Linked DNA regions of Homo sapiens: region 1 is linked to region 2. Evidence: chromatin loops called from intact Hi-C (ENCODE). Cell type or tissue: Calu3. All regions are shown on one strand. Each heading gives the region's core, and the rest is flanking DNA. Links, peaks and the distances in the headings are about the cores only.

The links. A loop is a pair of places that touch in the nucleus more often than their neighbours do. Peaks named below come from ENCODE experiments on the same cell type or tissue, not always from the same donor. Only the 100,000 strongest peaks of a DNase experiment are listed, where the experiment ranks them.
Region 1: a loop joins it to region 2, with 8 times the contacts of the local background. A loop is called at or near these places in 3 of 110 quality-filtered maps.

What each region holds. Positions count from the first base shown.
Region 1 is chr5:92,964,214-92,977,206 of GRCh38, reverse strand. No RefSeq gene overlaps it. Among named protein-coding and RNA genes, the nearest start is that of LINC02058, 31 kb to the right of the region's middle. RefSeq lists an enhancer at 1-74. In Calu3, for the core only: no CTCF peak of the experiment used is centred there; a DNase peak (open chromatin) is centred at 7,116.
Region 2 is chr5:93,072,938-93,085,930 of GRCh38, reverse strand. LOC124901025 (a long non-coding RNA gene) reads left to right here and starts at 10,238. Exons shown (of 2, transcript XR_007058868.1): 1 at 10,238-11,578. RefSeq lists a silencer at 6,985-7,034 and an enhancer at 6,549-7,748. In Calu3, for the core only: no CTCF peak of the experiment used is centred there; DNase peaks (open chromatin) are centred at 6,640 and 7,180.

The DNA of each region.
Region 1 (12,993 bases), core at 3,380-11,379, 110 kb after region 2:
ATTAAAATTATGGCTAGTAGCAAAATAATCTACTTATTCATAAAGTTTAAATAGGGCCAAATTTCTTATTTACATTAAATGGATTTATCAAAATGCATTCTGTTTCTCTTAATTCTTGTAATAGTTTTTAAAGCATTTTAAGGGAAAAATTGCTTCTTTTTTCTTATGTTTGTGAGTACACATTTAAATTGAATTCCCTTTTATGGTACTTATATCTCTCTAATAAATATTAAACTTCTTTTAATATTCAGTTCACAATTAATAATTACACATTACAAGAAATAAGACTTATGCTTGACATTGCATTATAAGCACAATTATTTGTTTAGAAGAGAAAAATAATTTTTCTAAAGTTATTTTATTAATTTCTATTTAATATAAAAGATAATTCTTGAATATAATAAAAGATTCCTGTATTGCAATATAAAAGATAGGTATCTTTTATATTCCTATTGTAATACAGGAATCTTTAGCTACCCATGGCCAGACTAATCTTATTTTTTGGTTTCATGCTATAATTTAGATTAATATGCATTTAATTTAATATGAATAATAATTATAATCATGTTAATGATAAAGTTGTATTAATTGAACTTGAATTTTGAATTACATGGAGTTAGTTCACAAGATAGATAAGCATAGTAAAAGGATTTTGTTTTATTGAACAAATATTTAAAATTTCTTAGATTCAAAGCATTTAGGTATTTTTATGTAAAGCTACATCTAAAAATCATATGAAGAGATTTGTGTTTTTTTCTGAAGAAGAATTAATGAATTAATGAGAAAGAATATTACAGTTGGGTATAAGAATTTTTCATTGCTTTCAACAAATATCAGTTTTCACCTCAGATCCATATGTCTTCTAAATATGTTGAATAAATTGCTCAGTTCTAGAATATCCCTAGATGACTTCATTTCTAAGGCATTACTTTTGATAAAGGAGCAAATCTAGTTAGTGTGATTTTGAACGTTTAATTTGTTGCTAGGGAAATTTTTCATGTTTTCAGTACAAATTTTACCAGAAGAGAGCTGTTTTTAGTAAAATGACATGGCATTTCCAACTAAATCCAAAACTGCACATGAAGGCTAGCTACCAGTCCATTAGAATGTAAACCTGGGGTTGGGAGAGTATTTCTGCAAATGGCCAGATAATAAATATTTTAAGGTTTGGGTAGGGGGGCCTCATATGGTTTCTGTCACATGTCCCTCTTTGTTTTGTTTTACAATCTTTAAAAATTTAAAAACCTTACTTAGCTTGAGGGAAATGCAAAAACAGACTACAGGCCAGATTCAGAGATGGCCATAGTTTGTTAACCCCTAATCTAAGGTTTTAAGACTTTGTTTAATGTAGCAAAACATTTTTTCTCAGACATGGTTGTTTTACAGATGCTAATTTCAAGCTCAGGGTTTCTTTCTGAGTTGATTTTATACTGTGCTATGATTAATGCAAGGATATTTTGATCGATAAGGCTCAATACAGGTATTCTAACTGGTGGAATTTAAAAAATATAACTTCCAGTAATTATTCACAACAATCCCAAACTGCTATTATATATCTTACTATACATGATATTCTTTTATTGGGAAATAAATTTGTTGTTGTGATGGTGGTTGGGCATCTGGACAGCTTTCCACAGGACTTTTGCTTTCCCATGTTGTTGCAAAGTGAAAAATTCTATGTAAACATTTCTTCAATTCACTTTAAGGTAAAATAACTAAGATATTACACCATATGTTTTGTACTTTTGAGATTTTTCTTTAACACACATTTAAGGCCAAAGACTTTTAATACTAAATTACCATAAGAGTTTAAATAATTCAGGGTATTTTGCCAACAATTACTCTTAATATACCAGTAAAATGTATATATTTTTAAATTTTCTGACTAATATGATATAGATTGTTCTGACATATTCAAAATAATACGTCTGAAAAGGCAAATCCCTCCTGTTTATAAGAATGACTTTCTTTAAATAAAAACGGTTTAATGATGTGAAGACTACCTTTAAGATATCAAAATGCATAATTCAGCTCACCTTTCCCAGCTTCGCTGTCAAAATAGTGTATATTTAATGATTGGGCTTTTGGGTCAAATTTTCTTGAAATCCACAGCATTTAGATCTTTCCTGCATTGCCTCTCTCGAAGATTCTGTACTCATTACATTCTCACAGTTCTCTCAGTGTCTGGGGATGCAACATGCACCAAACAAGTGCTGAATGTGAAATAAACATTCAGTGCGTGATGGGAGGAAGAGAATTTTGCCTTTAGGCAGGTTGTTATTTTAAACGCAGTGCCAAGGATATTATTTCATTTTACAGCAATACTTAAGCTCTAACATTTTGTCTTAAGACAAAAGAGAGCATGGTCTCATGACCTCAGGGTTGAGCCAAACCAACAGTAGCAATATGAAGACTACTCAGGCCCAGCCAGTGGCGGTTGAGAATGCAAGGGAATGGATCCAATGGAGAGTCTTTACCTTAGAAGTATTATAAGAACCATTTAGCAGCAGGCAAAGAACCATGGACATGAATATTTAGTTGGTGGCTTATCCTGGACCTTTGCTTTTTTTCAGTGAAGGTCACTTTGCACCTATATCTATGCTGGGGATTGCTTTTGGACACAGGGATATTAAAATGAAAAAGATGATCCTTGCCCTTAAGTATGACAGAATTCTCTTTCTTTTTTCTTCATTGGCTTTTTAAAAAAGGACATTTTCAAATCCTACCTTTATGGTTATTATAAAGTGGCCTAAGATCTTGAAGTGTGTGTAGTATATCCCAAGTCTTCTAAATATCGCAGTCTTGCAAGTAATAGCATTTACTGTATTTTTTCTGTAATCGTTAGTGAACTTGATTGTCTCCTGTATTAACCAGAATAGCAGTTTAAAAATCCTCTAATTGGCCAGGTGTGGTGGCTCACGCCTGTAATCTCAGTGCTTTGGGAGGCCGAGGTGGGCAGATCACCTGAAGTTGGGAGTTCGAGACCAGCCTGGCCAACATGGAGAAACCCCGTCTCTACTAAAAATACAAAATTAGCCGGGCGTGGTGGTGCATGCCTGTAATCCTAGCTATTCGGGAGGCTGAGGCAGGAGAATTGCTTCAATCCACGAGGAGGAGGTTGCAGTGAGCCGTGATCACGCCATTGTACTCCAGCCTGGGCAACAAGAGGGGAACTCCGTCAAAAAAAACAAAAAAAAATTTCTAATCTGTATAAAAATGTTGTGTGTAAATCTGTATGTGCACTATTCTATAGACGGGGACCCACAACTGTATTTTGTGTTTCAGAATTCCATGATCCAAAAGAGATTAAGAGACAATGAATTTGACCAAATATTTCTGAAAGACAGGGACTCCTTAACAAAAAAAATTAGAATGTCAGTTTCCTTATTTACCATGAGAAATATATAACTATAAAAATACTACATTTTTGAGTTTGTAGTTTATAGTATTGTACTATAGGTATATTAACCAAGGAATTGAAATTATAATTATCCTCTGTGTAAACTTTTATGTCTCAGCAATTTCATTCCAAAGTATTTTCTTAATGACTTAAATGAGACTTGTGATGTTTTGTTTCAAATTGTGTTTTATTAACAGTGACAAAATAGTATAAAATCATATTACCTTTGAAAGGTGATCCTTTCTAAATGCTCAAAAAATATTTGTCAGTAATGATGAGTGGCATTAAATAAAAACCTTTGTTATCTATTGTAAACTTTTAACATAAGACGGATATTCTTAGCTCTGGATGCTGTTTAAAAGGGATATTTTAAGCCCAATATTCATTGGGGTACAGAGAGAAAGCCTTGTCACTGGAGTGCAAGCTCTGTGAGGGAAGGGACATATTTCACTCATTTTAATAAGCTCAATATCTAGCACTATATTTTAGACACAGTGGGACCAAAGCAAAATCCTTTTGGCTTATTGAATAAAAGAATGAATAAAGATGTTCTGCCTAAAGAAAAAAATTAGATGGAACTTCTGAGTGAATTTCAAGTTCCCACAGTGAAATTTGGATATTCATTTGAAGCGGAATACATTCTCTGGAATGTCTTTATCTTTTAAAATTCTGCTCATACAGTAAGACAAAACAACAAAAAGGCGATAAAATGAGTGAAATACGTGCCTTCCCTCACAGAGCTTGCACTCCAGTGACAGGGCTTGCTGTCCTGTTCTCCAATGCATATTGGGCTTAAAGCATCCCCTTTAAAGAGCATCCACAGGTAAAAATATCTGTCTTATGTTAAAAATTTACAATAGATAGGCCAGGCATGGTGGCTCACACCTGTAATCCCAGCATTTTGGGAGGCCGAGGTGGGTGGATCACCTGAGGTCAGGAGTTCAAGACCAGCCTGGCCAACATGGTGAAACCCCATCTCTACTAAAAATACAAAAATTACCTGTGTGTAGTGGCATATGCCTGTAATCCTAGCTACTTGGGAGGCTGAGGCAGGAGAATTGCTTGAACCTGGGAGGCAGAGTTTGCAGTGAACCAAGACTGCACCACTGCACTCCAGCCTGGGCGACAGAGCAAGACTCCATCTAAAAAAAAAAAGTTTACAATAGATAAAAACAAGCAAACAAAAGGCAACAAATTGCAAATTGAAACACAATGAAAACATCTCAAATCCCCTTTGATATGGTTTGGATCTGTGTCCCACCAAATCTCATGTCAAATTGTAATCCCCAGTGCTGGAGGTGGGATCTGGTGGAAGGTGATTGGATCATGGGGGTGAATCTTTCATGACTGTTTAGCACTATCCCCTTGGGGCTGTTCTCTTGATAGAGTTCTCATGAGATCTGGTTGTTTAAAAGTATGTAGCACCTCCCCACTCACTCTCTCTTGCTCCTGCTCTTGCCATGTAAGATGTGCCTGCTTCCCCTTCACCTTTTGCCATCATTTAGTTTCCCGAGGCTTCTTCAGAAACCAAGCAGATTCCAGCATCATGCTTTCTGTACAGCCTGCAGAACCATGAGTCAATAAAACCTCTTTTCTTTATAAATTTCCCAGTCTCAGGTATTTATAGTAATGCAAGAACAGACTAATACACCCCGCCTCTTTGAAATATCCCTAATAGCTTCAGCTGGAAGTGATTCTTCCCTGCTTTAATATCATATAGTATTGTGAATTTCTCTCAATGCATTTTTTTCTTACTTACCATGTGTTAGATTTAATTATGCATGTAGCTGGCCCAGCTGAAGCCTCCTGCTTCCTCTGCCATCTTGGTAGATTTGACTAGAACTCTAAGTTCCAGAGCCTATGACTGGTCAAATTAATCCAACTTTCATGGATTTCTGAGGGTTTTTGTTTTGATAAGATACTGAGTACTGCCTCCTCTATCTTTGCCTGCTCTGACAGCTGCTTGTGATATCTCTTTCACCCTGAGCCAAACTGAGCTTAAAATTTATTTCTTTCACTGGTTTCCACAAAGATCCACACACATATAGCTTTAGGCAAATTGAAAATATTCCACAGACTAACTGAAGGTAATGGAGAGGTAGGCTTGTCATCTTATAATTTTTTATCTTGAACCTTTTCTTGAATCTCTGCTCCTCTTTCCCTCCCTCAAAGATTTCCTCCACCTGCAGTTGCGTGTTCATCTTATCTATGATACAAAACAGCTTCCTCTTCCTTCCATGCCCTTTTCCTGCTGACCCTCAAACTTAGAACACCTATCAATGCATTTTCCTGGAGAAATATAACCCTGTGCCTCAGAAGAATTCTGGTGTCAGTTGCTCAAGTCATTGTACTTTCAGCCCTGTGCATGTAAACTTATCCTTTATTTGTATTTCTCATCTGCAAGCTTCTTAGGGCTTTATGTGGAGCTTCTCAACAATATCTTGCATAGATATAACACAGTCCATTAAGTGTGTTTGCATTTGCTGCCTCCTTGGATCCTTCAAATAACTATGTAATTGACAAAGATATCCTACTTTAAAGCAACAATTACTGTCCGAAACAGGTTAAATGAACTTTTACAAGGTCATATGACTTAATCAACAGTAGAGCAAAAATTAGACCCAGGTCTTAGATGTCACATTAAGAGCATTCTCTTACATCAAGCTAAAATTAATGTTAGCTGGATAAATGAATATTTAAATATAGTCACCAAAATACATCTACAGCCAAATGAATGTGGTAATTGAAAAAAAAATTTGATTTATTCATTCTCTACCTTCCTTTAGTGTAGATAATAATTACTTCACTATATCAATACCAAAATCCACACACGTGGCACAAAAGAAAACGAATGCTTATAAGTGAATATAAAATCACTTTCAGATTTGTTTATTTTCAATGCCAGCTAGTGCCAGAATATTTTTGGTACGGTCAGAGTAATCAAGCTTCTACAAACAGCATGTAGAGATTGATAGATTTTTAGATATTGGCATATGTACATTTATAGCTATTGACAAAGCTTAACTCTTTTCAAGAACATTCCAACTAATATTGGCATTCTGTTTTATCCATTGACACTCAACATGATGTACTGTGGAAGACTTTAAGACTTTCAGTGTTTGACTAAGCTTTACAGTCATTAATGTTTAATCGCTTACAATTCAGAAAGCATTGTGCTTTCATTTTTTATGTGGCTTGTTTATCTATGTAAAGTAAATCAACAGTGCCTTTCTGATAGTCTCCCAGTACATTTATAATCAGTCCCATTTGATGATTGGTGATGAATATGGATACAACTGCTATTTGGAATTACTTTATCATTCTATACAGATTCTAAATTCAATTTTTTTTCTTTAAAACAATTATAATACATGGAAATACCAGCCAAAAATTCCAAAGCTATGAATATCTTGGGGAGGGGCAACGATAATGTGCTACTCAAAATGTCTGGTATTGGCATGCAGCATTTCTAGCCTATAAATAAGAAAATAGTTACATTAAAACATCTCTTGGACTAAAGAGTTTTTAGCTATTGAGAGAGTCAAAATTCTGTGATGTCCATCCTTAAGGGCAAACAAACTCATTCCTTGGAATGGTTATCCCAAGGAAACAATGAAGAGATCTTGAACTACAGCTCTGTACATGCCACTGCAATGAATGCACACCATTGTATCATCATCATCAGGGCACTAGTGAGAGACAAAATGCTCTTGGCCAAGGTTGGGGGAAACAGGGACACAAAGAACCCAATTCAAGCAAAGCATAGTGGGTAGTGGACACATTTGTAGAATTTTAACAGATTCCTGGCATTTGTATTTACTCTTTGTTTACATTTAGGCTTTTAGCAGAAATACCGAAGTGATTTTGCAAGTCCTTTTGGTATACTGAAAAACTGGAAATGTAGATAAAAGATAATGTATTACTTAAGAAAATGTATTAAAGTTCTCAGAAAATTTTTTTAAAACTGGCTTCTAAAGAAGCTAAGAAACAATAGAAAACTATTCAGATAACAAATAAAAATGTCGTTTCCTTTTTACAGCTCTGCAAATGGAAAAATACACTTCTATTATTCCTGTTCATGAAACTGGCCTGAAGTGTGAACAAACAAGCCACAGCCAAGTTGACAGATACTCAGTTATACTTTATTACAGCCAGTGTCCTACAATCATGTCAGATATCATATTCCGCATTCACCTGTCTACATCTTCAAGAAAAAGGATTCTTACGTACAGCTTTTAAAAATACAAGTCTGAATTGATTCTTTCTTTTGTGCCATAGAGTTTGAATACGTCCTCATCCTTTACACATGCAATTCATGGTCACAGAGAACAGCAGGAAGATGTGGCAATAAGCAGTTCAGAAAATTGATTGCATGTGACTTTTGAGAGAATAAGGCAAAAGGCTGAAGCCAAAGTGGCTTCGTGCCTACCTAAAGGGACAGCCATGAATGAATTGCCTATAGGGGATGGCACATCTGGTCTCCTACCATCCTTACCAGATTTGGCTGGTGACTACCGCTACCTCTGGCATTGTCTGACTGCCCCCACTTTAGCCTCAGTGCTTAGAGCTATCTGGGAAGTCAGCTGCCAAGGTTAAACATAAGGTCCATTCTTGGAGGCCATCCTCTGGGCTCCAAGGCTGATTTCCCCGGGGACTTTATAAGTGGCAACACCTTACTTCATGTGCTTGCTGCTTTACAGATGTATGTTCTTGAGTCATGTCTATGACTTCTGATGTATGCCAGTCATGGATTAAATTTTTCTGTTTTCATCCCCTGGGAAGGTAACTCTCAAACTTGTATGTATCAGCAACTACTGGGAGTTTGTTAGAAATTCAGGTTCCCAGGCTTGAATAGGTCTGGGTGGGATCCAGGACATCACTGGACTTTATTTTGTGAAATTACTCCCCGGACCCTGTAATCTATGCTAATTATGATAAAGAAATACATATTTTAAAAAATTCTTTTTTAAAATGAATTTAGGAAAAGCAACATCAATTATCTGAAGTACTGGCAAATGACTCAGATAATAATTAAATCTTTACCCATTATAGACTAAAATATTGATTGAAGTCACATGAAATTAATTTCATTTTGTATAAGGATGAGGTTGTGGAGGACTTTTCTTTGTTTTGAAGGGGACCCTGATTTGGTAAGAGCCATCCTTTTATGAGAGAAACTCTCTAAGGAAGCAATGTCTATGGCACCAGATTATCGCTGTCTCACTAATCACTCAGCAGTACTGATGAGGAGTGATTTTTTTTCTTGTTTGTTTGTTTATCTGCTAGGCTAATATAGGGCTTGATGGCTGATTTAATTTTTATTTCTTTTATTACTAGAGAAGTTAAATATTTCTTGTGCTAATTTATCATTTATTTTTCTGCCTCTTTAGATTTTATTGCTTATTTTTGCACACTTTTTCACTTTCCATGGAGGTGTTAGAGTTTCAATTATTGGTTTGAAAGAGGTCTCAATATATTAAGGATATTAACCCTTTATTATATGTCTTGAAAATTTTGTTACTCTTACATTTTAAAAAGACATTGCAGATGTTTACCAAGATGAAGTTTTGGAAACATTGTCAATACATCAGTCAGGCAGTAACCATCAAAAGTTAGAGTTTCTGCACAAATTGAAACAACCTATTTTATACTCTTGTTACATGGTTTTATTTTTTGCACTCTTTTTGTCAGATTTGTAATTAAATACCATTAAAATGTTCTAGAGCAGGTTTGCTAATATGAGAATTAACTCTTCTGTAAGTTTGAAGAAATCTTGAGAAAATCATTCTGGCTCTGGAATCTTTTGTGGAAGAATATATATTCTGTAACCCATACTTTTAGTAGCTGAAAATATTGTAGGTCTACTTGTGCAGTCTTACATTTTGGCTGACTATCGTTTGGTTCATTTGGTTCTGCTTTTAACAGTGGCAGTTTCCCAGTGCTACCAACTCGGGACTTCTTTAAATTAATTTTTGACATCCTTTTTGTGGGGAGGGGAAGGGCATACATATCATGTTCCAGCCATCTATTACTACATTAAAATGACCACAAAACCTAGTAACTTAAAACATATATATTTTGCTCATCATTTTGTGGGTCAGAAATTCAGGAAGGGTTTATATGGGTAGTTGGCCTCTGATTCCCATGGTGTCACCTAGGGCAGCTAAAGCTGGAGAAACAACATCCAAGATTTTTTTTTTTTTTTTAAATTTCCACAAGACTCTAGGACCTCTCCATGTGTTTTTTTGCTTCTCACAATGATGGTCTCAGAGCAGTTGCTCTTCTTTAATGGCAATAGACTTCCAAAAGATAGGAAGCAGAAGCTTCCAGGCCAATCAATGGTGATATCCAGGACTGGAATAACTTCACCACTGGTAATCCTATTGGCTAACATAGTTACAGGGCCTGCTCAGATTCAATGGGTCAGAGAACTAGACTTGACCTCTTTTTTTTTTTTTTTTTCAGACGGAGTCTTGCTCTGTCGCCCAAGCTGGAGTGCAGTGGCTGATCTCGGCTCACTGCAAGCTCTGCCTCCCGGGTTCAGGCCATTCTCCTGCCTCAGCCTCCTGAGTAGCTGGGACTACAGGTGCCTGCCACCACGCCCAGCTAATTTTTTGTATTTTTAGTAGAGATGGGGTTTCACCATGTTAGCCAGGATGGTCTCGATCTCCTCACCTGGTGATCCACCCGCCTTGGCCTCCCAAAGTGCTGGGATTGCAGGCGTGAGCCACAGCGCCCGGCCTAAACTTGACCTCTTGATGTGGAAGTGCTCAGAAGAACATGTGGGATGGGAGATATTGTTGCAGTCATGTTTAGATAATATTCTGTCACAGAGAATATGACTTCCTGCCCCTCATTCATGTGAGGTTGGGCTTGTTTTTGTGAATTCTTAGAGAAGACTGAGGTGAGATACTCTTTCTCACTATCTTCCTTAAAGGCGTGAGTATTTTTCTAATTTAATCCTGAAGGTGATCACCATCATGACTTATCTTGACTGTAGTAATGTTCTCCTAATTTACCTTGGTGCTCCCACTCATGACACATTGTCCATTCTCCATTCAGCAACCAGAGTGATCTTTTAGAAAACCATATTATTTACTGCAATTCTTCTACTCTAAAGCATCTAGTAAAGCCCCATTATACTCGGAATAAAATTCTTTCAAGGACATATATGCTGTCAACTTTGATCACTAGCTGCCTCACACAACTTCTCAAGGCATAGTGGCCTTCTTATTGTTCATAAAATAACCCAAATGCACTTCAGCACCAGGGCCTTTGCACTTGCTATTCCACTATCTTCCCCTAGGCTTATCTTGCATGATTCAACCTATCATTTCACTGAAGTCTCTGCTTGAATTAGAAATTCCTTAGAGCAGTGGTACCCAACCATTTTGGCACCAGGGACCAGTTTCATGGAAGACAATTTTTCCACGTATGGACAGCAGTGAGTTGAGGAGGGATTTCAGGATGGAATTGTTCTACCTCAGAGCATCAGGCATTTGACTCTCATAAGGAGCGTGCATCTTAGATCCCTTGCATGCAGAGTTCACAATAGGGTTTGTGCTCCTGTGAAAATCTAATGCCACCACTGATCTGACAGGAGGCAGAGCTCAGGCAGTAATGCTTGCTTGACAGCCACTCACCTCCTGCTCTGCAGCCTGGTTCCTAAGAGGCCACAGACTCCTGCCTTAGAGCATTTTAAAAAGAATGTCTACCCATGTATTATTCTGCTTCACTTTTCTCAAAGCACTTTCTATTGCCTAACAATTCTGATATAATATGTAATTTGTGATTTATTATATACATTGATTTATCTTCTTATGTTATATTCATAAGAAGTGTCCCTAGTTCCTAAAATATTTGTTAACAAATGTATAAACAGATCAAAAGGAATAAAATTAAATTCTATATAATCTCTTATGGTCTTTAACTTCAAGTATTACCAATTTGAGATAATATCAACACAAAAGGGAATGGGAGAAGAAGTGTGAAGATCCTGAGTATAAATTTATGTTGATGCCTTGAAACTCAGTCTATTATATCTAATGTAATTATAAAAAACATATGTTATAAAAAATAGTAAAATTACACACATTAATAAAAACTGGTGATAATAATGAATGTTATCTTAACAATTCATTAGCATCTACTTGATAAGATCATCAAGATGATTTTTAGCAAATAATTCTTTCATTCTTTGTGTACCTGAACTCCTCTTTGTCAGTTCACTGCTCTGGGCACTATCCACGCATCTGCTAAAAGAGGCTATTGATTATACAATTATAGCTCAATTGTTACTTTTGTTTAAAATGATCTCCACCTCTCCCATAGCTTATTGATATAAGCTATTTCCCAGAAGCAAATTGTAATCTAATACTTGACCTTGGGCTTCTGAGGCTATTCAGATTCTTGCTTGTACTAACTCTTTTTATGATCGGCTTTTTTCAGCTCATCAAATATAAATTGATTTTCTGAAGTTACTGAATATTTAGATAGTGGTAAAATGGCTGCGTTTTCTGACAGTTTACTATTTATCTTTATGTATGAATGTGAGATGTTGTAGATAAAATATTAAAGAAATCATCTCTTTCATTTATACACACATATACATATCTAGTTCTGCATTTTTGTCAGCTAATGAATGCTGTTACTATTCCCTTCTATGAACTCTGTCTCCTCTAAACCCCCTATTTGATTGCCTTTATTATTCATTTTATACGTAATTGTCTTCTGTTAAATATAGTTGCTATGTATTATTTTAACTAGATAGTTCTTTAAGGGCAGGAATCATGCTTCACTCTTCCTAATTGATATCCTCCAATGCCCTGTACAATGTCTAAGGTGGTGTCTAACATGTGATAGGCAGTCAATATTTTTCTTGAGCGATTTGAGTTTGATCTGTAGTTTTGTGTCCCCATGATTCTGTCATTACTGCTACTGATATGATACTATTAATAATAATAAGTATTTATATTTGAGTGATGATTCTTATTTACCAGGATAATACAAAATGCTTTCAATACATTTTTTAGCCTGAATCTCACACCAACTTTATGATGTAGCATCCTTTTACAGTTGAAGAAACTAAGCCTTAGAGAGGCTGGCACTGAATACATAGCCTTTAAGTCTTGGTCAAGCTCTGATTACAATGCAAAAGGCTAATAGGGTTCATGAAACTAAACACTCAAGTTTTTTTCCTGAACGCTTGAACCCTGTGTCTCTAAAAAGAGAGTAGACTAATAAATAAGGATCTTGACACATACTGATTTTTCATGATTCTGATGAACTGTTTCTTTATCTTCTCTCTTCTTTCTCAGCTTTCATGTAAAACAGAAAATTGTTGTTTTACATCTTGAGAATGATATAGTACATAAATCAGGAAAAGGAATAAGAAGTCAATATACAAATAATAGTGTGATAATAAGCATTAATAAAAGCTAATTTGAAGATTAAGTCTTTCCCCAAAACCCTGAGTGATAAAAGAGTAATGGGTTAGCTTATGATAGGCAGATTAAAATTGTTTTTAAAGAATTTTAATTAAAGTTGTAATCTTTTGGCATTTTTCATGGCAATACTCACAAAATAAAACAAGG
Region 2 (12,993 bases), core at 3,332-11,331:
TGTGTTTTTTTAAACATATATAACTATGATTACATAAACCCTAAAGCCAAGTATTTGTGTTAATTTTGTCATATTTTCTTGGTTATTCATAGCCAACATTTTGAAATTATTTAAAAATCAAGTCCCAGGGTAAATATATTTTCATATTTCATTATTATTATGGACCAGGTAGACTCATATGATAACTTCTTTCAAAATTTTGGATCACAATGTTGAAGAACAAGATGAAGCATCCAATACAAAATGGTGTCTCATCAAGGCCTGTTCTGTCTGGTTCTACCATATGGCATAATCGCAATTCTTTTAATATTTTAAAAATTAAAGTTAATAACAGGTTCATCGCACCACTAAGATGACAATTTCTTTGGTTCAGATATCAAGTCTGCAACTACTTTGATATCATTAACAGTGCTCCATTCAATCTGGGCACAATAGCTGTCCAATAAAATCTTATAGTTTGAAAGTGCCTTAACTCTTGGGTTTCTCCTAGATTATTTATATTCTCCTCTCTCATCCTTTTTCAATCTCTTCTCCTTCCATGCTACTGTCATCTATTTGTTTATTTGTTTTTATTCTTTCTGCTTCAAAGGGAGAAGGGTGACTGATGTCCCTAAAATTTCAAATAGTAACCTCCTGAGACAGAGGTCCAGGTTCTTATCTTCTTCAATAAACTTTGTTGAGTTCCTCAAAATTATCTTCTTGTGATCAGTGTTCTAAGTTTCTGGCTGCCTGCTTATGTTGCCCCAATTCATCATTAGAGAAGATGTATTATGTAGTAGATAAGATCAGTCATTTTCTCCAGCACAAAACCTGGAACCCTTTCAACTATTAATACAGATGAGTGGATGTTATTTTACTTTAATTAACTATTTTAATCTTTCTATGCTATATGGGTTTATACTCACAAATTTCAGTAATTCCTAAGAATATGTAATAGCTACAATAGATGTTAACATCAGTGTTGGGGTTACTATCTGTGAACAACACCTGAAAAGAATTTGGTTTCTTCAAAGGATTGACCTCAACAGAGTCTGACATTTAAATATGAACAATATCTTATGTTATCTATTTAGTTAGTCCAGAGTGAAGGCAGGCAAATTTCTTTTAGGATCTTTTCTGATATTTCTGTGACCTCTCCCTTTTTTGTGGTTTAGTTTTTCTTTTCTTCATTCAATAAACCACTATCCTCTGTTGACCCACATTTTCAACCGGGAAGACAGGCATCTATTTTTATTAAGAAGTTCAGTTTGGAACTTTATTATTGTCCTGCGTACTGTGCATCTTAAAGGAGGTACCTAAGAGAAGACTTTCATAACTCAAAACAAGGAAACTCTTATAGAAGGAATGTGAGATAATGGGTTAAGTCCTTGTGCCTAGGAACCACTGCTCAAATAATATTGTCATTTTGCCCCTTGAGAAGGCAGAACCAGCCCGGCAGAGACTTGCTTAGGCTTCCTCTGGTTTGGAGAACACCTAGGCTGAGTGACAGCCACCTAGGTGTAGAATTATTATATTGCTTCTGGTTTCCACGGAAGCTTTGAAACTCCCTGGGGATGTTTTACACCTATTAATAAAAAGATAGGACAAAATTGAATAATGGTGTCTGTTTCCATAAAAAGGAAATAAGACTCAACGGATCTTGCTCCCAAAGTGCTTTCATAAATAACAAGAAATTAATGCCCGCCACTAATTTTCTAGTCCTTTTTTTTTAAGACTAGAATCATATTTTCCAGTTAATAGTGACCTATTTTTGAGCAAGTTTCTCATCTTGTTCCAAACCTTTAGGGAGATAATTACTACACAATGGGTTCCCTATTTTTAGCAAACAGAGGAACCTGTCCATTGTGATCTTGAGCTTGCTGCATTGCATACATTTTATGTCTTATTTCTCCCCACTCCTTACACTTCCTCCTCAGCTGTGGCCGATTAGGTACCACATAGGTAATGACAATTTTATTCCTGGTTGTGTCAATAGTTTTACTTTATGTCTGGATTTCTACTGGAAGGTTCATCTGCAACCAGTGCTTTTACAAAAGTACACCCATTGGTCATAATGAGTTTAGGGTGCACATAGAGGCTGATAATGAATTTGAAAGAATTATAGAAAAAGCACCCTAAATGTAACATGGCCCAAATGTCTAGACCTGCAATGCCATTTTTGTATACAAAAATTAGCCTATTATCCTTAATTTAATAAGCAGAGAGTCTGTTTTATTGCATTTAACTTACACCTCTGAAAGCAAACTCATTTTTACTGTTCTAGCTTATGAATGATGAGCTTATTCTTTTAGGAGTGAGTGTAGGTGGAAAATAGATAGGGATTTTTTTTATAACATGAGTAGATAAAATACCTACTTCCTAGGGTGCATATTAGATCATAATGTAAATGCACAGATGATGGTAAATTGAGGTGGTAGCAGTTTCTAGTAATGTAATTAAATAGGAACCCCCAAATTTAAAAGGTTATGGGACTCGAAATAACAATGGCTATGAAATAAAAGTATTATGTATTAGTTATCTGTTACTGTGTAATAATACTACTACAAATTCTAAAATTAACATGTTTATTATCTCACAGTTGCCATGGATTTTAGCAGTCTGGGAACAGTTTAGCTGAGTTCTGTGCTTCAGGGTTTCACAAAGCTGCAATCAAGGTGTTGGCTGGGGCTGCAGTTTCATCTGAGACTCGCCCAGGGAAGGATCTGCTTTCAAGCTCACATGAATGTTGGCAGCATTCAATGCTTTGCAGGCTGCCAAACTGAGGGTCTCAGTTTCTTGTTGCTTGTTGGCGGAGGGCCACTCTGTGACCTCTCTCCATATGGCAACTCCCAACATGGCAACTTGCTTTGTCAAAGCCAAAAAGGGAGAGAAAATCTTTTCTCAAAATAGACATTACAATCTATGTAATATAATTGTGCACACACACACTTGCACACACACACAATCATGTACATCCCAATAAAAAGCAAAATCAGGATGAACTTAGCAGCAAGGTAAATGAGATAACATATGTAAATTACTGCACATAGAAAGTGCTCAATAATTGTACTTAATGAAATAAAATCTTGTTATAGATGCATTTTTAATTATCACTTGGTGTATATTTGGCTTTACAGAACAAATGGATGAAGAATGGATTAAGTCACTGGACTACAGATTTTCCTGACCCTAAGAACTTCCCTAGGTGCTTGTTAAACTACACATTTTTAGGTCCTACTCTTGGATATAATGATAAGTAGGTCTAATTGGAGTTGATGATTCTTATGATCAAACAACTTTATGAAAAATTGATTTGTGTTAGAAATTGTTAAACAAAGTGAACAGGTGAAATACTTAGAGTGTAAATAACCACAACTGTACATGATTATTATGTACGATGGATTGAGGATATAATTGGAAGTCCTAAACAGATATGTATGGCAGAATGTGAGGTGAATGGTGTATAACTGTGCTACTTATTGGTTGATAAGAAGCTGAAGGGGAGAATGGCAGGGATTGGTGGTCTCCTAAATGAAAATTAGAACGATTCAGTTATAAGAAAAATCAGTTGAGGACAAAAGATTTAACAGAAGAAAGAAAGGGAAGCAAAATTGAAGGTTTTATATGTATAAAAATAAATTCTGATAACTTTATATTCTTAACAAAGGAAACGAAACATTGAGATTGTTTGAGATTAGACATGAGGAAAGAGGGTCTGAGAATATTGGCTCATGTGACAAGAAGGGAAAATCTAGGGGGTAGAAATGAACCAGTGAGTCCCAAATGGGGGCCTCCAATTTTGAATATCAAGAGTATTCTAACTAAAGAGGAAACTGAGGGTGCACTGAACTTAGATGGGTGTAAAGAACATGACTCAATTCTGGCAAAGATGTGAGATTTTAACCCACTTAAAATGTCAAGAAATGTTTTTATTACAAAAGTTTTATAATATGTTTTGAAATAGGGAGCACGATGCCTATAATTTTGTTCTTTTTGCTCAAGATTTCTTTGAATAGTCAGGGTCATCTCTGGTTTCATACAAATTTTAGGAATTTTTTTCTATTTCTGTGAAAAATGACATTGAAATTTTGATAGGAATTGTATCCAACTTGTAGATTGCTTTGGGTAGTATGGACATTTTAACAATGTTAATTCTTCCAATTCGTGAACATGAAATATCTTTTCATTTATTTGTATCTTCTTCAATTTCCTTTACAGTGTTTTATGGTTTTTAGTATATAGATAGATCTCTCACTTCCTTGGTTAACTTTAATCCTAAGTATTTTATTTTTGATGTTATTGTAAATAGGATTGTTTTCTTATTTTTATTGTTTGGATAGTTCATTGTTAGTATATAGTAATGTTACTGATTTTTATATGTTGATTTTTTAACCTGTAACTTTACCGAATTTGTTTTTCAGTTGAACATTTTTTGGTGGAATTTTTAGGGTTTCCTATATATAAGATTATGTTATCAGCAAGCAGAGACAGGCACGTTAATGGAATAAAAACAGACACATCAACCAAAGGAACAGGTTAGAAATCCCAGAAATAAACTCAAGTACTTACAATCAATTGATTTTTGACAAAGTTTCCATGAATACACAATGGGAAAAGGATAGACTTGTCAATAAATGATGCTGAGAAAGCAGGATATCTACTTGCAGAAGAATAAAATTGGACCCATATCTCATATGATATACCAAAATAAACTCAAAATGGATGAAAGACTTAAACATTAAGACCTGAAACTATAAAATTACTAGAATAAAATATAGGGAAGGCTGGGCATGTTGGCTCAACGTCTGTAATCCCAGCACTTTGAGAGGCCAAGGCAGGCACATCACTTGAGACCAAGAGTTCAAGACCAGACTGGTCAACATGTCAAAACACCATCTTTACTAAAAATACAAAATTCGGCTAGGTATGCTAGCACATGCCTGTAATTCCAGCTCTATTCAGGAGGCTGAGGCAGGGGAATCACTTGAACCCAGGAGGTGGAGGTTGCAGTGAGCCAAGATTGCACCACTGCTCTCCAGCCTGGGTGACAGAGAGAGACTCTATCTCAAAAAAAAAAAAAAAAAAAAAAGGAAAAAGAAAACAGAAACATAGGGGAAAGCTCCCTGACATTGATCTGAGCAATGGTGTTTTTAGACAGAACTCCAAAAGCACAGGCAACAAAAGGGAAAATAGAAATGGGATTTCATCAAACTAAAAAACTTCTAGACAACAAAGGAAACAACAGGGTGAAGAGATACTCTCCCATGGATTGGGAGAAAGTATTTGCAAACCATACATCTGATAAGGAGCTAATATCAAAAATATATAGGGAACTCAAACAACTTAATAGCAAGAAAGCAAGAAACCCAGTTAAAAAAAAATGGCCAAATGGTCTGAACAGACCTTCTCAAGAGAAGAGTTATGAATGGCCAACACAAATATTTAAAAAATGGTCAGCATCTCTAATCATAAGGAAAAAGCAAATTAAAATCACCATGAAATATCACCTCATACTTGTTAGAATGGCTGCTCTGAAAAAGACAAACGATAACAAGTGTTGGCAAACGTGGAGAAAAGAGTACGGTTGTACTCTGTTGGTGGGAATGTTAATTAGTATAGCCACTTTGGAAAACAGTATGGAGGCTCCTGAAAAAAATGAAAATTGAATTAATCTATGATACAGCAATGACACTTCTGGTTATATATCCAAAGGAATTAAAATCAGTATGTCAAAGAGTTATCTATACTCCTTTGCTTATGCAGCATTATTCACAATCTCCAAAATATGGAAGCAACACCCATTAATAGATGACTGGATGAAGAAAATGTGGTATATATTCACAATGAAATACTATTCAGCCTTACAAAAGGACATTCTGTCATTTGCAATAATATGGATAAAATTGGAGGACATTATGCTAAGTGAAATAAGGCAGGCACAGAAAGACAAATACTGTTTGATCTCACTTGTATGTGGAATCTAAAAATGTTGATCTCATAGACAAAGACAGTAGAAAGTTCATTACCATAGGCTGGGGCTGGGGTGTGGGGAAAAGAGAGACAGAGAGAAAGGTAAAATATTGATCAAAGTGTACAAAGTTTCAGTTAGATTGGAGGAACAAATTCTAGCCATCTATTTCACTAGTTTCTGACTATGGTTAATAATAATGTATCGTATATTTCAAAATCACTGAAAGAATAGATTTTTAACATTCTCATCACAAAAAATAAGTTGGTGATGTGATATATATGTTATTTAGCTTGATTTAATCTTTCTGTAATATCTACATCAAAACCTCACATCAAAACCTCACATTGTACCCCATAAATATACACAATTTTTGTCAAAGTAAATCTTTAAAAATGTTGAGAAATGAACAGAAAAGTCCACAAGTCTTTCAATTCAAGATGAAGTTGAATGCTTTATAATATTTTACTATAATCCTATTGTCTGAAAAGATATATTTTATCAAATTTGAAAATAAGAAAAATACAGCCTCATGGCTTCTCTTAGAGGCCTTTCTTTCTTTCTTTTGTATACTGCACGTGGCAGGTTAACAGGGCTGAGCTGTTTTGATTAACTATCCAAATGTTTAATCAATACAGCAATAGCAAGATGCATTCTGGCTGTGAAAGACCTTGGAAAGGTCCCACTTGCCTTATGCTCCACCCCCAAGTGGGACATCAATGAACTATTACATGGTCCCTGCATATCAATGCAGTAGGGCTTAGACAAATACAGTGTTAATGGATAATTGTGGGTCACCTTGTCAAAATATGTTAAATGCCCCTTGAGTACAGATTTTTTCTCCCTATTAAAAATGACAGTAAACTGCGACCTTGTTGATATCATACATGCTTTCAGGAAGCAAATATTATTATTCAGTCTGTAACAGGTTTATTGATTTATGGGTCAAAAAATTCATTATGACTAAATTATAAAACACACTTTCTGTGTTGATACAACCCACGGTAATTGTGTGACAAAGTGCTGAACAGTCTTACTTGGTTTAGGCAAAATACCTTTATGAACATTCATTCAGAAAACACACATAGAGGCAGCTTCTAGCAGAATGATTCATAAGCAAGGCCTGTGTCCCTGTGTGTCTGGGATATCGACATAGCACAGAGTCAGGGAAAGTTCACTCGGTGACCAAGGTCCTTGGATTCTGGCCAAGAATATGCCATCTGTCAGGATGGTGGTACGTGCAGGAAGCCTGAGCCTTGGACTCTTGCCTCCCACTAGATCTATTCACAACGCTGTGAACACCCACACGGATCCTCCACTGTTTCTGGTGCTGCTGAAGGACAGAGGATTGCTTGTCATCTGGTGCCATGAGTCACAAGGAGACGAATTGTGGCACTTGGTACTTCTAGATTCCAAGTGCTGCTTCGGCAGCATGACACACAGAATGGAATGGGTTAGATTGGCAGTCATGTTTGAGGTTTTCTTTTTTCTTTTTCTTAAACATTTCTTAAGAGGCTGGTAAAATGAAGATTCGATGGCCAAGAATGTAGATTATGCAGAGAATGTCAGAATTTATTTGTCATTTTATCATTTGTTACTACTAAGCCTAAGATAATGCTAGGTCGAAACTGAAAATGAGATAAAAATGACATAATTGGCCAAGTTTTTTCTTTCACTATGAAACCCATTTTTTTCCCTTCTGAGAAAGAATGCAAAAATATTTAAAACCATAGGTTGTGTGCTAAGAGATGCATGAATATAGAAAGCATTATGCTACTTTAATGGGTCATGGAAAGAAAATGTGTCGTACAAGTATAACACACACATTCAGAATGTGTAATAAAGGGTAGTGTCATCTTTAAAAATGAAAGAAAACAGCATAAATAACTAAAATGGGAACCCTCTTAACATGTCAGTGATTTTATTAGAGGAATAGTTTCATTTTGTATACCCATCTTCAATTTACCTCAGGGTAGTTGAGTATAAAGTAACAGTTTACACATTATAATGAAATAGAATAAGCATCTCAGTTTAAAAATTCACTATGTGGTGGGAATTTATTCTATCAGAGAACCAATATAAGGTACACCACTCTTTGGTACATGTAATTTGAAGGTATAGATGCGTAAGAACACATACATGCAGTTTTTACAGTGTAGGAATTAAATGACATTCCATTTGAGGGCTTAATTCTATTTCACTGCAATATACCAGTCTTCATGTACTTCTGGTTGCTCATCTGGCCCTTTGAGAAGTAGAAAGAGACACCTGAAATACTCCTCCTATGAGCATAAACCATGCAATGGCTGCCAGATTATCCTCTAGGTATTATGACTAGAAGATGTTTAGAGTTGAAAGAAGCCCTAGAAATCATCAAATTGAAATTTCTTAGTTTCTTGATAAGAACAATGAGGTGCACAGATGTTAAGTGGGACAAGGCCACGCAGCAAGGTACTGGTAGAAACAGGATAGATGAAAACTCAAGATTTTTCCTGATGCTTTCCACTAAACTGTGCTGCCTCCTTCAAAAATAGATCAGCCTTTCCTTACACTAAAACATTTCATGTTCTCTGGAAATGGAAGATTATTGCTGTTGCCATGCTACTTCTCTTGCTTTATGTTTTGCCTTTGCTATATTAGCTAACATTTACTGAGAAATTACTATCTACCAGGCATTCTTCTAAGCATTTTATAGGTACTAATTTATTTAATCTTCACACAAGGCTATTATCCCTTTATAGATGGGAGACTATTTTTTTCATTTACCTCTATATGTTCTCTTTCTCCTCCTTTTTTTTTTTTTTTTCATAGAAGGGATTACCAAGGCTAAGACATTCCAAAAACTGCCCAAGGTCACCAGCTGGTAAGGGGTAGCCCTGACATTCTAACCAAGCTTCTTGGCTTCAGAGACTATTCTTTTCATTACTAAGTAGATGGAATTTCTTTTTTCCTCTAGTACATGGAGTTTCTCCTGAGCTTGATTCCAGTCCTCCTCAGCACCATCACTCACAAACAACAAGAAAGATATCCTAAATACCCTGGTTCATCATTACACATTGTGTGCATGTGTTAGACCATCACATGTTCCCCAAATATATGTACAATCCTTCTGTATATTAAAAAAAAAAGGAAGAAGAAAGAGAAAACACTAACAGTTGCAGCTAGCTCTCTATCACCCAGTCCGAGTGGTGGCGCTTTGTTGCATAATGTTCTTTCTTAGAAGATTCCTGGCCTGTGCTGCCCTAACTGCTGCGGCTAGAAGCTATGTTTTGATGCAAGATGTGTTATATATTAGTAATTTGTTTTTTGCCTATACACTGTTCAAAACTCATGTACTTTTTGAACAGACCTTAATGTAGCTGACGATATTTAAACCTGTCACTATTTTGGAACCAATATCAAGTATTCCAAAGTAATGGTGGTAATGTAGAAGCATCTTTATAATTTTTGTAATTTTAATTCTTGTAAATAAATATCGGCAGGTTGATATGCTTAAATGTAATAAGTTGTCAGGCTAATTATATCATTTAAAGTTTTATTAAGACCAATATTTAACTCTTCCTATTGACAATCATTATATTCTATATAGTTGAATTGGGCTTAAAATGATTAGGTTGAGTCACTTAAGAAACCAGCCCTTTGGTGAAAAACCTGCTTATAGCAGTGATACGAGAGGAAATTCCAGATAGAAGAAAATAAACTATTTTTTCAGAGATGAGTAAGTGTTCTTCACATTTTTTAATGAATAAGATGAGATAGTGTTCTCCCTTGCAAAATCATCACTCTTTGTGGCTTTGTATGTTATTTTATCTATTTCATTTATTTTTTTCCTGGAATCTCTATAAGGAAGCTCAATTTTTGTGTGCGCATTATTCTTTTTGCTGTTCATGACTTAATTTAGTCAGGAAATTATAATATGAACCCCCCAAATTTTAATGTCTGAATTTACACATTAAATAATTTTGCTTCTTTAAATTATTTGAAGCTTGTACAGAGCTTCTTATTGACAAAGTGCTTGACAATTATATCATCAAAATAAAATATTTCTCACTAATTTCATTACTTTTAAATATTGGTCAAATAATAAAATAATATTTATAATATATTAAAATTTAAATTGTTTATACCCATGAAAACCTAGACAGAGAAGGCCACATGAGTCAAATTGTATAATATTCAATATTAGTTTATTGCACAAGCAAATATATATACAATTTCTTTTCTTTTTTTCAGGGATGGATCTCACTATGTTGCCAAGGCTGGCTCGAGAACTCCTGGGCTCAACCAATCCTCCTGCCTCAGCCTCCCAAATAGCTGGGACTACAGGTGTGTGCCGCCACTCTCCCCTTTTTATTGGAAGAGAGTTCATAGAGGACTGAGCACCTATTTAGTATATGTTTCTAGGTTTGGTTACAATTTGTTAAGAAAAGTAGATTTGCAAACTCACTACTTTTGAAATATTAAAAATACATGCCATGAATTTCTACTTCAGCACAGATTTGGACAACCACCTTATGTATGGAAAGAAAATTTACTGAATTTAGTGCTAGGCATAGATGAGAATTTCTACTTGAAAAAAGCCCTTAAAACTTTTCCTGCTGTACTGTTCAATTATTAATATATTTAATGCACAGACGCAGTTCACAATGTGGACTGATGTGAACTTGTGTTGCATTGGCTTTATAAATTAGGACAGTTGATTTTACTTATCCTCCTGATTTGCCCAGATATGATCTCTATAAAAAATCACAGAAATTTTTGTAAAATAATCTTGCAGTTCTTGTTTTTGCTCTTTTTCTTATTTTTTTCTCAACAAAAAATTATTTCTGATGTTCTATTTTCACTTAAATGAAAACATTCCATGGAAGAAGTACAAAGAAGTAATGCTTTGAAATGACAGTCCCTGAATTTTCAAGAAAGCCAGATTCTTCCACATCCATAGTCTTCCTTTGTCCTGTTAATAATCCTCATGATGAGAGGAAAGTTACTGCCTAGTGTTTTATGACTGGGAGAATGGAGTAACAAGAATCTAAGTGGTCAGAAGTAGAGATTGTCAAGAATACAGGCTCTCAGGTTTTGGTGTCTGTGCTCCATCAGCCAAACTTTGCCCTTTTCTAGAAAAGACCCAAGTGGTGAAGTCACTAATTTTGTCATTGTTATTATGTACTGGAGAAAAATTAAATGATCCACCTCTTTATCATATACTGAACTTTCATGATAAGTAACACATGTGGAGTAACCAAGGCTTAGCCAACTAGGGATTAATGTTAGAAAATGAATTTTGCTTTCTCTATACTTGTTTAGAAATAGCAAAAGTTCTGTAAGGGGATGGCTAGGGGCCAATGGGAGAGGTGAAGGACCTTTATCACAGTATTTGTTTGGTCCCCATCAAAGTTCCTGGGTGCCATGGAAAAGTGTTTTTCTTTTCTGGACCCTTTACTTCATCTGCAAAATGGTGAGGCAGTTAAACTCTCTGGCTTGCTTTTATCTTACAGGCATTCAGTGAGGTATATAACCTGCAATATTTCTTAAAAGTTGTATAGGTTTTGCTGACCTGAATTCTTTCATGTTCTTCTTCATCCTACATGTGTAACTATTCCATGTTATCGGTCCCCACGATGAAAGATAATGGTGAGTTACTTGGTGAGGTTTTCATTGTTTTCATCAGAAAAATAATTTGGGCTGGAGCTGTGGAGAACAAGTGTTGTGTTTTTAACATGGACAAAAAAGATCATGGGATATGATTTCCCGTGCAAAGACCATTTTTCCAGCAATATATCATACCTCTTTTCTCCTGTGTGCGCAAAAGGACCTTCCTTCATTATGTGTTAGAAGGTGCATAACTCCAAAAGAGATGGAGTTAGATGAAAAAGAGCTATTCTGAACTCTACTGATTAAAATAAATGTGCTCATAAAAAAGGCAGGAGAGTAAATTACTACATCCCCAGAACAGCAGTAACTTATATACCAACAAGTTATTTTCGAGTTGCCAGAGGAAATAATCTGCTATCAACAAGGGGTAATTGCCTGAGCAAACTCATCTTTACATCTCACGCACGCTGTCACCTTGTATAAAAAAGGAGAAATGCACTACATATCAATTCAGAAAAGATTTTCTAAAATATTTTTTCTGAAGATTTCTTCCTTCTCCTAGGCAACTAAAAAGAGAGAACATGAATACAGTTCAGAACACATCTAATCTTGCTCCTGCCTTATCACTGAGCAGCATCGGAACACACCACAGATTGGATTCCACACCTCAGAGGCCTAGGGGCAAGATGAGAAAGGATCTATTTAGATGGGTATAGAAATTCCAATCAGATTTACCTACAACTGCCACAGGAGAGACAGGCCAGCTACAAAACCCTCCAGGATACATATTGCTATCATTAGCAAGAAATATCAATGCGATGTGTATATTCAGTTTTACAGAGAATAACAAAGGCAGAAAAACAGAGGCAGGAAAAAGGAGGGAAAGGGTGTTAAGCAGGACAGAGAGAAAGGAGGTCTCTTTTTGGGAGAAGCATTTTGGTTTTGCATGAGGAAAGAGCAAGTTTGTTGTTTTAAAAATCAGATGTAACTTATTTTAAAAACACAATTAGTGTACTTTAATTCTGCTTTCAGTACATTTTATTGAACTCAGGAAGTATAATTTTAATATCTGGGATATGGTATGTGTGTTAAAATTGCGAAGGAGTGGGTGAGTCATTAGGGTGATAGGATGAGTGTGTCTGAGTTGGAGAGAAACCAGAAACTCTGAAGACAATTGGCCCACAGCTTTTTTAATTTAATTTTTAATTTTTTTATTTTTTATTTGGCAAAGTGCACATTTTGTTGAAAAGATGCATTGAGAGGCCTGGGCTAATGGTCTGTCACTACGGTGATTTTTACTCACTCCAGAAAATTATCTGGATATGGAACTTTAGTATGTGCATCTATCTGCACATGCACCGGGACCTACATTTGATTAACTGAAGCCATGTCACATGACATACTACTGTAAAGACTTATGTTGTATTTGTAAAGGAAATATTTGTTTTCTCTTT